Regions from separate parts of the Homo sapiens genome. Here all the other regions are linked to region 1. Evidence: chromatin contacts called from ENCODE Hi-C or POLR2A ChIA-PET data. All regions are on one chromosome and are shown on one strand. Each heading gives the region's core, a stretch centred on a gene start or an enhancer-like site at or near the end of the contact. The rest is flanking DNA. Distances are from core to core; before and after follow the strand shown.

The links. A loop is a pair of places that touch in the nucleus more often than their neighbours do. ChIA-PET counts read pairs that join two places held with the same protein, here RNA polymerase II (POLR2A). Pooled maps may share reads with other maps.
Region 2: a pooled map shows a loop between it and region 1 (4-fold over the local background). The contact joins the promoter of DAZAP2 here to the promoter of TARBP2 in region 1. A Hi-C loop is called at or near these places in 2 of 50 pooled maps. POLR2A ChIA-PET finds 5 or more read pairs at or near these places in 2 of 52 experiments (CD4-positive, alpha-beta T cell and activated CD8-positive, alpha-beta memory T cell).
Region 3: a loop to region 1 is called in a map of naive thymus-derived CD4-positive, alpha-beta T cell, with 18 times the contacts of the local background. The contact joins the promoter of GALNT6 here to the promoter of TARBP2 in region 1. A Hi-C loop is called at or near these places in 1 of 168 maps with a recorded cell type or tissue (naive thymus-derived CD4-positive, alpha-beta T cell) and 3 of 50 pooled maps. POLR2A ChIA-PET finds 5 or more read pairs at or near these places in 1 of 52 experiments (BJ).

What each region holds. Positions count from the first base shown.
Region 1 is chr12:53,499,640-53,503,420 of GRCh38, reverse strand. TARBP2 (TARBP2 subunit of RISC loading complex) reads right to left here and starts at 2,138. Exons shown (of 9, transcript NM_134323.2): 1 at 1,960-2,138; 2 at 1,237-1,406; 3 at 292-394. The coding sequence starts at 2,012. It also overlaps a transcript of MAP3K12 not described here. RefSeq lists an enhancer at 2,204-2,503 and a silencer at 3,597-3,781.
Region 2 is chr12:51,236,786-51,240,566 of GRCh38, reverse strand. DAZAP2 (DAZ associated protein 2) reads right to left here and starts at 1,741. Exons shown (of 4, transcript NM_014764.4): 1 at 1,647-1,741; 2 at 106-224. The coding sequence starts at 1,659. RefSeq lists enhancers at 142-778, 1,495-1,744, 1,668-1,962, 2,054-2,691 and a silencer at 1,835-1,944.
Region 3 is chr12:51,390,138-51,393,918 of GRCh38, reverse strand. It overlaps GALNT6 (polypeptide N-acetylgalactosaminyltransferase 6), which reads left to right and starts at 2,513. Exons shown (of 12, transcript NM_007210.4): 1 at 2,513-2,632; 2 at 2,982-3,069. It also overlaps a transcript of SLC4A8 not described here. RefSeq lists enhancers at 33-122, 2,166-2,750, 2,751-3,336 and a silencer at 1,941-2,480.

The DNA of each region.
Region 1 (3,781 bases), core at 889-3,388:
GTATGTTGGGGAGTAACTCCCTTTAGCCTCAAGCCTCTACCCCTCTCCCTCCCTAACCCAGGCCCCAACCTACTGCCACAACCCCTCTATGGGGCTAACCAACCCCTCCACCCCAAGAATTCTTCATAGCAGCAGAAGCCCTGGAAAACCCTGTTCAGGTCCAGAGGGACTCTCAGGAAGAGGCCAGGTCAGGGTGGCTAAGTGTCACCTGGCCAGGCCTCGGGGCAGAGTGGGTGGTGCAGGGCCTGGGTTCCTTGAAGGGCTTCTGGGATGCCTCGGTTCCTCCCTCACCTGCTGTCCTCCAGGGCCGGCTCCAGCATGCTCCCCCCTTTGAGGTGTTTGAGGGCCACCTCAGCTGCCTTGTGCTTGGCTGCCTTCTTGCTGGGGCCCTGACCTGAGAGAGGGGGCATGGGCAATACTGGAGGTCACTGAAAGGACGGGAAAGAAACCAGCATCCCACAGCCTCTCTCCTCGTAGCCAGAGGGAATCAATCAAGCCCCTTCTGACCAACCTCCCCCTGCTGAAGACTGGAAGTGTTTCACTAATTGCTGGAAGGAAGAGCCCTTATCTTTCCGTTAGCTTCCAGAATTAAGCCATGCCAAGCAGGACTTCTGAGCTCAAACGCCTTGGGTGGACTTCTGAGCGCAAATGCTTTAATTTCCTTTGCAAAGCACTTTCTTTTCCCTCAATAAATACAGAGAGCTGGAATAAGAGAGGGTAGGCTCTGGAGTAAAAGCCCCACTCTGCCACATACTAGGCATGTGACCATGCACCAGCCATTTACTATCTCAAACACTCAGTTTCCTCATATTCAACATGGGCGGGCGGGGGGAGGAGTCGGGGGGGCGGATACTACCACCTACAATCATTGGTTAGACTGAGGTTTAAAATTAAACGGGAATTTGGTTAAGCACCGGGAACAGAGCCCAGCACGCCAGGCACTCACTCCCCCAAATACTCCACTGGGATTTCAGTTATCTTCTCTTACTTTTCCTCTAGGGTGATGGGGATCTGCCAGATCACTGTGGGAGTCCTGCTCGCTCCTCTAACTCTCCCACGTCCTACCCACCTTCTTACAGCCCTGTTCTCCCAATCCAGTCAGTAGCTTTTCCCCTGAAATCTCTCCTTCCCTCACTGGCCTTGGAGAAAAGGACTGTGAAGAGAGAGACTCCAAGAAACAAAGCCATGGGGACCTGCAAATGCACACCCCAGCCAGGCTGCCCAAGCCTTCCTCACCAGTGCAGCTGGTGTCGCCAACGGTGACCCGGAAGGTGAAATTAGGCTGGTGGGCTTGGCCCTCGGCTTTGAGAAGGTCGTACACAGGCGTCTTCCCTATTCTGGTCCCATACTCCTGCAGAAGGCTGATCGGGGTCTTGCCTGGGTTGGCGGCCAGCATTTGCTCTATACTGGGGGAAGGGGCACAGACCCACATCACACCTCCCCTCTCTGCACCCACCTAGCCAAGCACTTCCATACCAGACCTAGGCACATTATGGGGGACATAGGGTCCAAGGAACCCCAGACAGTCTAGCATCCATTGGCTGGGTTCCAAGTGGAGGTGCAGGCTGGAAAAGTAGGGCCCACTACCCCAAAGCAAGGGGGGAAGAATGCATTGCTCCTGCCTCAGTTAAGGTGGGCACGATCCTGTGCCCCAATGCAGGTTGAAAGTGCATACCCCCTGACACAGTGCAAGCCAGGAACCCAGTACCCACCAAATGCACTGAATGTGGGGGCATAAAGCCCAGTGTTCCAGTGCAGTCTGGGAACCGGGCCAACCCCAAACTATTTAGAGCTGGAGGCAGCAGCCACTGCCCCGGTGCACGCCGGGAACCACTGCCCACTGCCCCAGTGCTTGCCGGGAACAACCCTCAGGCCAGGTGCATGCTGGGGCCGCGCCGCTACTCCCTCCGCACGGCCCCACGCTTTTCGCCCTGAAGGAATCGGTACGAGACGGCTCACCTAGGCAGCCCGCAGCCCGTGGTAGTGCCGGAGCCTTGCTCCTCTTCACTCATTCCCTCCTCCGTCCCCGCGGGCGCCACCGTGACTGCAGCCTCCACGCGCCCCAATACACAGCCGACGAGCTAGGGCCGGGGCCAAGCCCGGAGTCGCGGCCGGTAGGGCCCGCCGCGGGGCACGCTGGGATATGGAGTCCCCCGCCCACCCTACTTCGTGAGCCTCCATCTGGAGGGGAGCTATCCGCCCCACAACCCTCTGCGTGCGTGGCTCGCCCGGGCAGGCTGCACCGCCTTCTGGGAGGAGCGGGCCCTCCGCCGTCGCTTCTCGAGAAGGCCGTATTTTTTTGTTTGTAATACCGTCCCGCCTCCTTCCTTCCGCGCCCCCTCTCTCCCGGTCCGTGAAGCTGTGGACATGCGTACTAGCGGAGGGGAAGCCGCTGGGTAGGGAGGCGGTAAGGACTCACTTGGGCACGGAGCCTTTTGGATCGCGAGAAAACTACAGAACCCAAGAGCCCGCGCGCCATCTGTGTCGCAGCTGGAGAGGCAGGGTCAAGCACGCACGAGAAGCTTCATGGCGTCATTGGTTACTCCCATTGCGATTACTTCCCCTAGGTGCACTGAGATTGGTTACTTCGACTAAAGGGGCGGAGACAAGGAAAAGTCAGCCCCCCCCGACCCCGCCTCCTTGATGAAGGAAGGTTGTGATTGGTCCGGAGAGGCTGCCGTCGGATCCTGGCTCTTTGCGGTCTGGGAGGGTGGGCCTTACCTAGACGCCGGAGGGGACCGATCTCTGTTTCCGCAGGGCTCTGGAGCTGGTGCAGGTTTAAGTCCGTCTCAGACAGTCCCCTCAACCCACAGCCTAAGCCCCTTGCCCTTGGGCCTCCGTGACACAGAACTTGCTTCCTTTTCCTAGGTCGTCCTTCACCTCCCTTCAGGTGTTGCTTCTTTTGTGAAACCTTTTTAGAACCGCTCTAGTGAACCTCTCTTTAACTGGCGAGGAAACCTCTGGGGCCTGATAATCAGGCTGTAATGTGGGACGACAGGATTAGAAGGACTAGGCACCTTGGTGGTCTTGTTCCCTCTTCCATGAGTCTTGGGTCTCTCAGCTGAAGAGAGCAAAAGTGAATTTTGGCCGCCTAAGATTAATCAACTGATCTGGGTGTTGAGCAGACGCGCATTGTTTAGTCCTAGAGCCCCATTGCCTCCTCCCCCAAAGTTGCACAACCACTGGGCTGAGGGAAATCTTGTGACCTTGGAGAGAGAAAGGGAGAGACCACATTAAAAAAAAAAAAGGTTCTAATGAGTGTTCTGAGAAGGGGTCAAGAAAGATGTCTTACTCTGAGCCGGGGTTGGAGGTCCAGAGGAATCTTGAAATGATAATGAGGGGTCATCCAGGAACACTGGAGGAGGATGGGGCCTAGAGCCGAGTGAATTCCAAGTGGGTGAAATTGGAGTGAGTGGTGACAATCAAGGGAAGGAGAGCTGGCAAGATCGGTATGATAGGGGGAGCAATGCCAGAGCGCTAGGGATCCCAACTGAGGGGCTGCTCTCTCCGATGTAGAAAGGAGTCTATAAGACGGGTCATAGGGGGTTCCTGTGGAATCAGCCTGAGGCCTGAGGTGGGACCTCCATAGGACACCGCCAGCAGGGAGGCGCGGGGCCCAGGCGGGCCAGGTACGAGCCTGGAGCGCGCCGGATGGCAGCAGCGGGCTCCTTTAAGAGGCCGGCGGCTCCATCGCAGCATCCCCCGCTCAGGGCGTGTCCGTCCCGGGGGGCCAGGGGCGGGGGCCCTGGAAGGAGCGGGAGTTCAAGCCGAGCAGGGACGG
Region 2 (3,781 bases), core at 492-2,991, 2.3 Mb after region 1:
TTAGCATTTGTGAAGAGTAAATATGTGAAGTCAGATTTAGCTAAGGACTAAAGGACCACCCTAAGAGTATTCCCAGCTAGTTCAAATCTGGCAAACTGGAAGCACCTCTGAGTAGGCAGGTGGAGCATCGGTATAGGGTGGAGCCTGAGGAAGATGCAAGGTCTGAGGGTATACTGGATTCCCAGGAGGCTGCACAGGGTAGGTTGGCTGTGTTGGATATTGACCTGAAAGACAAGAAAAAAATGAAGGTTGCCTACTACACAGAGCTACCAAAATGAGGCAGGTCATATCGGGTAGCTAACTTAGTGGGAGCAAGCAGAAGGGGATTTGCAAATAGTCTGCCCCAGAGGGCCTGATTCCTGGAACTAAGAAAATATGCATTGTCTTTGCACCCTTAAAATGGAAGGTGCTGGATTCTAACGAGACAAGAAAGGCACTGCTCACTGCTCCTACTAACATACCGAAGTAAGGGGTTAAGTCTACCTGGGCCCAAGTTCCCTCCGGAATGCAGGACAGGTCTGGGGTTCTGGCCTGCTGCTGTTCTGGCTTATCAAGGGTGCCTCTGCTCTAGGTAGTCTCCACAGCCTGTCTACAACCAGCCCAGACTTCGTGGGTAACAGCAGTTCTGATTTTCCTTACAGATTACTATTCAAGGTCGACTTCCAAACAAAGGGTGTGAATGATGGAAGTGAACCGTGAGACTGGGAAAAGGGTGCAGGGCTGAGGGGTGAGGAGGAATATCCTCACTGGAAAAGCGGGGGATCAGGTTTGGTTTTTTGTTTGTTCTGAGACGGAGTCTCGCTCTTTTGCCCAGGCTGGAGTGCAGTGGCGCGATCTCGGCTCACTGCAACCTCCGTCTCCTGGGTTCAAGCAATTCTCCTACCCCAGCCTCCCGAGTAGCTGGGATTACAGGCGCCCGCCACCACGCCCAGCTGATTTTTGTATTTTTTAATAGAGACGGGGTTTCACCACGTTGGCCAGGCTGGTCTCGAACTCTTGACCTCAGGTGATCCGCCCGCCTCGACCTCCCAAACTGCTGGGATTACAGGCGTGAGCAACCTCGCTCGGCCTTTTTTTTTTTTTTTTTTCTATTCCTTTTTTACCCCCTCAACCTATTCCTGCGTTATGGGAATCATGTTCCGACAGACACACTGGTACAACCACAGAAAAGGGGAGAAGTTCTGATCCCGTCAGCGAAGGGCGAGGGGGTGCGAAGGGAAGGAAAAGAGACCTCACAGGCCCCGGCCCACGAACCAACTCCAGCAATTCAGTAGTTAAGTTCGGCCCCGCTGGGGGTTCCGGAGCGCGGCGCCCCGCCTCCGCCGGCTCTCCATTGGCCTACGCGAATGCCTGCGCTAGCGCTCTATTTGCTCCTGCGGATGCCCATCATGTCAAGCCCCCCCACCACCCGAGCCCGCAGCTCCAAACTGCGCCACAGAGTTTACGGAGGAAAGGGCCTGGAGGCAGCAAGCTGCCGTAATTTGGGTATGACGAAGGCGTCAGGCGCAGCGCCCTGGACTGCAGCCGGCCAAGGAGCATGGCGCAGCCCACCCCAAACCTGGCGTTTGGTGACCCTGGGCTCCGAATCCGCTCGCTCTGGGCCAGCAGTACTCCCCCCGACGGCCTCTGCCACCCTCGGTCCTTGCCTTTGCTGTTCATGGTGGTTGCGGGTCCGGTTTGTCTCGGCGTCGCGGACGGTTATTTTTTTCGTCCTCTTCCTGTTCGGAGCTACTTCCGTGTCACATGATGGTCCGTCCGCCTAGCGTCACCCGACGCCCGAGTGGCGCTGCCGCCGGAAACTCCGCCCCTGCTCCGGGCCTCCAGTCGGCCGCGGGAGGGTCCGCGCGGTCCCGCCCACTCGCCTTGGCCCCACCCCCTGCTCGTTTCTGTCCTCCCCCCCCCTACCGGTGTCCCTCAGCTGGAGAAAAACCAAATGCAGGTATTGTCTGGAAACAGGATCTTTTCTCTGTTGGACGCTCGGATGCAGAACGATGCAAGCATTCCCCGGAACCTTTTTCCACCTACACGCATTCACTCAAGGTCACCTCACCTTGGCAACCTTCCACGAGGGGCTTAGATTTCTGCAAATTTGTCGCACTGCCTGAAATCGGCTCCCCACACCTTAGTTTATCATGCGTCCCTCCCCACCAAGCCCAACTTAAGCTTCAGCTCTGTTAAAATTTATTTTGCCACTCCAGCTCACATGTATCCTTTCCTGAATGAGACCTGCACTGGAATCTTCGCTGCCCTGTCTTCCCCAGGACAGTCGTTGCCTTTCTCACGTACAGGAAGGGGTTATGTTTTCCGTGCTGTACGCAACACCTGGCACTGAAACTGACATAACTGCACTACCCATGGAGTGTTTGTGGCCCTTTCCTTTTTTTAGCACCTGTTGCAGGTGACCTGTATGGTACCTCTATTTTTCTCTATGTATGGCTTCTCTTTCTAACCTAATTATCCTTAAGGGCAAAGATGGCATCCTTTAGGGCAGCGATTAAGTGTTTTCTTTTCTTTTTCTTTTTTTTTTGAGACGGAGTCTTGCTCGCTTGCCCAGGCTAGAGTGCAGTGGGGCGATCTCACCACAGCCTCCACCTCCCGGGTTCAGGCAATTCTCCTGCCTCAGCTTCCTGAGTAGCTGGGCCTACAGGCGTGCGCCACCATTCCTGGCTAATTTTTGTATTTTTAGTAGAGACGGGGTTTCACTATGTTGGCCAGGCTGGTTTTCTTTCTTTCTAAAAAAAGTTTTAATTTTTTCTTTTCTTTTTTTTTTTTTTTTTTTTTTTGAGATGGAGTCTTGCTCTGTCGCCCAGGCTGGAGTGCAGTGGCATGATCTCGGTTCACTGCAACCTCCGCCTCCTGGGTTCAAGCAATTCTCCTGCCTCAGCCTCCCGAATAGCTGGGATTACAGGTGCCCGCCACCACGACCGGCAAATTTTGTATTTTTTAGTAGAGACGGGGTTTCACCATGTTGGCCAGGCTGGTCTCGAACTCCTGACCTCAGGTGATCCACCTGCCTCGGCCTCCCAAGGTTCTGGGATTACAGGCATAAGCCACTGCGCCGAGCCTTATTTTTATTTATTTATTTATTTATTTATTTATTTATTTATTTATTTATTTATTTTTGAGACAGAGGCTTGGTCTGTCGCCAGGCTGGAGTGCAGTGGCGCAATCTCAGCTCACTGCAACCTCCGCCTCCAGGGTTCTAAGCGATTCTCCTGCCTCAGCCTCCCGACTAGCTGGGATTACAGGCACGTGCTATTCATTTTTTAATACAGAGATGGGGTCTCCCTGTGTTGGCCAGGCTGGTCTTGAATTTCCAGCCTCAAGCGATCTTGCCACCTCCATTGTCCAATGATTAAAGGGTTAACTCTTAGGACCCAGGAACTCTCCTGGGCCTACCTCCTGCTCATGTAAACTGCCCTCAGATTGGTCAGGCCTACTTTACAGGTTGTTGGGTATTTTGCTTGTCACAGTGGGACCTGGGCATTGGGAAAACCAGGGCAGAGCCAAATGAGATTACTAACAAAAATGAAAGAGTTGCAGGCCAGTGCTTTCTCTGGCAGGTGGAATTAAGAAGTAAATGGTGGCTGGGTGCAACAGCTCACACCTGTAATCCCAACACTTTGGGCAGCCTAGGCAGGAGGATCGCTTGAGCCAGGAGTTCAGAACCAGCCTAGGCAGCATAGTGAGACTTCATCTCTACAAAAAAAAGTAGTAGTAATTAGCTACTTTCTTGAACAGGATCAAACTTTGGCATTTTCTTCATTCTCGTAGATTCCCC
Region 3 (3,781 bases), core at 1,264-3,763, 2.1 Mb after region 1:
CAAGTAAGGCACATGACAAGAATAGAAGCAGCTGGGGCAGTGAGGTGGAATCAGAGTCCAGAGGGTCTACAGATGGGCTAAGGGATGCTCAAGGAAGCTCTGTAGAAAGTCTCTCTAGGAGCTTAAAGCCCACGGCCTGGAATGTGAAAGGAAGGGAGTTGGTGGAAGGCTGCTTAGAGTTAGGGGAGTCGGGCATCATGCCAAGAGTGAGCAGATGAACCCCTTTCTACTCCTGGGAGAATGTCCATCCTTCACGTCACTCTGATCATGTGTAGCTGGGCAACTCTTCTTCTCCACACTCTGCTGGCCTTCTCTCCTGACTCCATCAAAGAACATCTCACCTTCTGAATAGATCAAACCTACCTTGGAGTCTCAGGTTAGAAAAAAAGATTACTTTCTTCATTCACCTGTTAACACCCGGCTGGCTTCCCTGCCTTTCCCAGTGCGTGTCAGAACTTCTTGCTAGGATCTACTCACTCATGCTCCTGCTCCCAGGTCTTAGGGTCTTAGAAATACAAATTCATGGCTGGACTCGGTGGCTCATGCCTCTAATCCCATCACTTTGCGAGGCCGAGGCAACAGGATGGCTTGAGCCCAGGAGTTTGAAACCAACCTGGGCAACATGGCGAAACTCCCTCTCTACAAAAAAAAGTTAGCTGGGCATGGTGGCATGCATCTGTGGAGGCTGAAGCAGGAGAACAGCTTGAGACCCGGAGGTCAAGGCTGCAGTGAGCCGTGATAGCTCCACTGCACTCCAGCCTGGGCAGTAGAGCAAGAAAAGAAAAGAAAGAGAGAAAGAAAGAGAAAAAGAAGGAAAGAAAGAGAAAGAAGGAAAGAGAGAGAGAGAAAGGAGAGACAGAGAGAGTAAGAAAGAAAGAAAAAAGAAAAAAGGAGGGAGGCGGGGCAGCAGAAAGAGGAAGAAAACAGAAAGAAAGAAAGACAAATTTATTTAAATATCAAAACAAAAGAGAAACTGAACTAGTGGTAGAAGTTTCTACCATAGAAAGTTTTCAAATTATTGGCTATTTGGAGTCATGCGCGCTCCTTCTCTGTTGCTAAGGCCCCAAAAGATTGCAGCACACGAGGCAGCGCCGGAGAGGACCACTGAGCAGCACGGGCCCTGGCGGGGTAATTCCGAACACCGGCTTAGGAGGCGGGTTTACCAGGATTCTCATTCCAGCCCTGCCACTAATTGTTCAGGGTTCTCAAGGTCGAGCATGCACAAAATCACCCGGAGGGCTTTTAAAACACAAGTCGCCGGGCCCAACCCGAGTTTCGGAATATTTAGGTCTGCGGTGGGGCCCATTTCTTTTCTTTTCTTTTCTTTTTTTCTTTTTTTTTTTTTTTGATACGGAATCTCGCTCTGTCGCCAGGCTGGAGTGCAGTGGCGTGATCTCGGCTCACTGCAACCTCCCCCTCCCGAGTTCAAGCGATTCTCCGGCCTCAGCCTCCCGAGTAGCTGGGATTACAGACGCCCGCCACTACGCCCAGCTAATTTCTTGTATTTTTAGTAGAGACGGGGTTTCACCATGTTGGCCAGGCTGGTCTCGAATTCCTAACCTTGTGATCCGCCCGCCTCGGCCTCCCAAAGTACTGGGATTACAGGCATGAACCACCGCGCCCGGCCAAAATTTCTAATAAGTTCTCAGGTGATTCTGACTGGCGCTGCTGGTGGGGGATCCCACTTTGAGAAACACCCTCTGCTGTGTGAGCAGCTGCCTCCCCGGTACATTCGGAATAATCATAGTAGGTTTAAAGTTTGCTGGGGCTGGGATTCACCTGATACCTGGCACTTGGAGCCCTTGACACAGTTCATGGCACACGGAATACGAGCTCTTGTTGGATGGAGCACAAATGAGAAGCAAACCTGGGGCAGGACCCCGGGGCCCATGGCCGCCCCGCCGCGTTTCCCCCTCCGGGGCAGGCCTCCGGGCTCCGAGCGCTCCAGGCTGGCGCGCAGCACATTCCGGTTCCATGCACCCGCCGCCCGCGGCTCTGCTAATGCCTGTCCTCTTTGGGGTGACTAGGACCCTCCAATCTTTTTCCGCGCTGAAAGCCTGGCCGCAAAGACCGCACCCCCGGGGCGGGCTGAGACGCAGAGAAGCCGGGGCGCCCCTCTGCCGGTCCGCCGGGAGTTCCCGGGCCCGCAGCAGGCTGAGGACACGGCGGGACCCGCTGCACCTGGCCAGGGAGGGGCGGGGCGGGCGCGTTAGTGCAGCTGGGGGAGGTCCCGCCCCGGTCCCACCCTCCCGGCCGTCCGGTGGGGAAACCCGGGAGCCACCCCGCGGCGCGGCTGCGGCTTTGCCTCGGCGCGACAGGTAAGCGGCAGAAGGAGCCCGCGACCCTCTCCCCGGGAGGGCCCCCCTGAGCTCCCCGACTGCTCGGACTTCCCTTCGGCGGATCTCGCTTCTGCCGAGTCCTCGCTCTCACCTCCTCCTCCGCCAGCCTTCGCCTCTTCCTCTTCCTCCTCACTACCCCCGACAGTAAAATGAAGGGGCTGGGCCAGGCTGGTCCCTCCTGCCTTCGCTCTCTGCTGGTCGCGGTGGCCTGTAGCTCCTCCCTCGGTAGGACCCCCCTCCACCTTGGCGCTTACGAGATGAATGAGGAGCCCAGACCTCTGGAACTTGGAGGGGTGAGAGGGGGACAAGCCAGAGCCAGGGCTCCACACCCTCTTCCCCTCACCCACCCATGCCCTGCATTCCTTCTGTGCCCCGTCTCCCCAGATCGGGCCACCCCATGTGCTCTGGTACGGCAACTCTTGCAGAGAGGTTTCCTCCTGCCCTGCCACGTTGCGCCTGAGCAGAAGGGGACAGCAAGGAGAAGCCTCGCTGGTGGAGGTCGGTCTGAGCCCTGCTTGGTTGAATTCCCTCCAGAGCCTGGGGGCTTTTGGGGGTGGGAAGGGATCTGCCTCCTGCTGTGGGGAAATGGAATCTGCTGGGTGTTCATGACTGTGACTGTCACCGACTTCCCTATTTCCTCAGTTGTTCAGATTCCCAGGCTGACAAAAAGGAGAAACAGCTTTTACTTGCATCCAGGGCCAATCATCGCAGACCCAGACGTCTGCAGAGGGTAGGATGGGGCTCTTCTGTGTATGGGGGTGGAGGGTGGTCAGTTTGCCCACAAAGCTTACAGCAGACCCCTTCTAGCAGCCGACAACCCATTGCAGCACTCTCAGAAAGGATGTTAACTCTGTGCTCTGAGCTCGCCCCCAGGCCCACACACACAATTTACAGGCACTGGGTGAGGTTCATAGTTCTGGACACACCAAAGAGCCTCGAGGACTTTTGCGCCTTCTACCAGAGATGTGTGTGCACCACACAGGCCCTATTCTCCGCTCCAGACAGATGAGCTGTCTCCCTTCCCATCAAAGGAAAGGTTAAGAAGGATGAGACAGGGAAATTCATGTGATGATGAAAACCAGGTCAGGTGAGGGGTTTGAAATATGCTTTGGTTCCGGCCACATGTGGTGGCTCATGCCTGTAATCCCAGCACTTTGGGAGGCTGAGGCTGGTGCATCACCTGAGATCAGGAGTTCGAGACCAGCCTGGCCAACATGGCAAAACCCCATCTCCACAAAAAATACAAAAAGTTAGCCGGGCATGGTGGCAGGCGCCTGTAATTCCAGCTACTTGGGAGGCTGAGGCAGGAGAATTGTTTGAACCTGGGAAGCAGAGGTTGCAGTGAGCTGAGATCGCACCATTGCATTCCAGCCTGGGCAATAAGAGCAAAACTCTGTCTCAAAAAAAAAAAAAAAAAAAAAAAGAAAGAAAGAAAGAAAGAA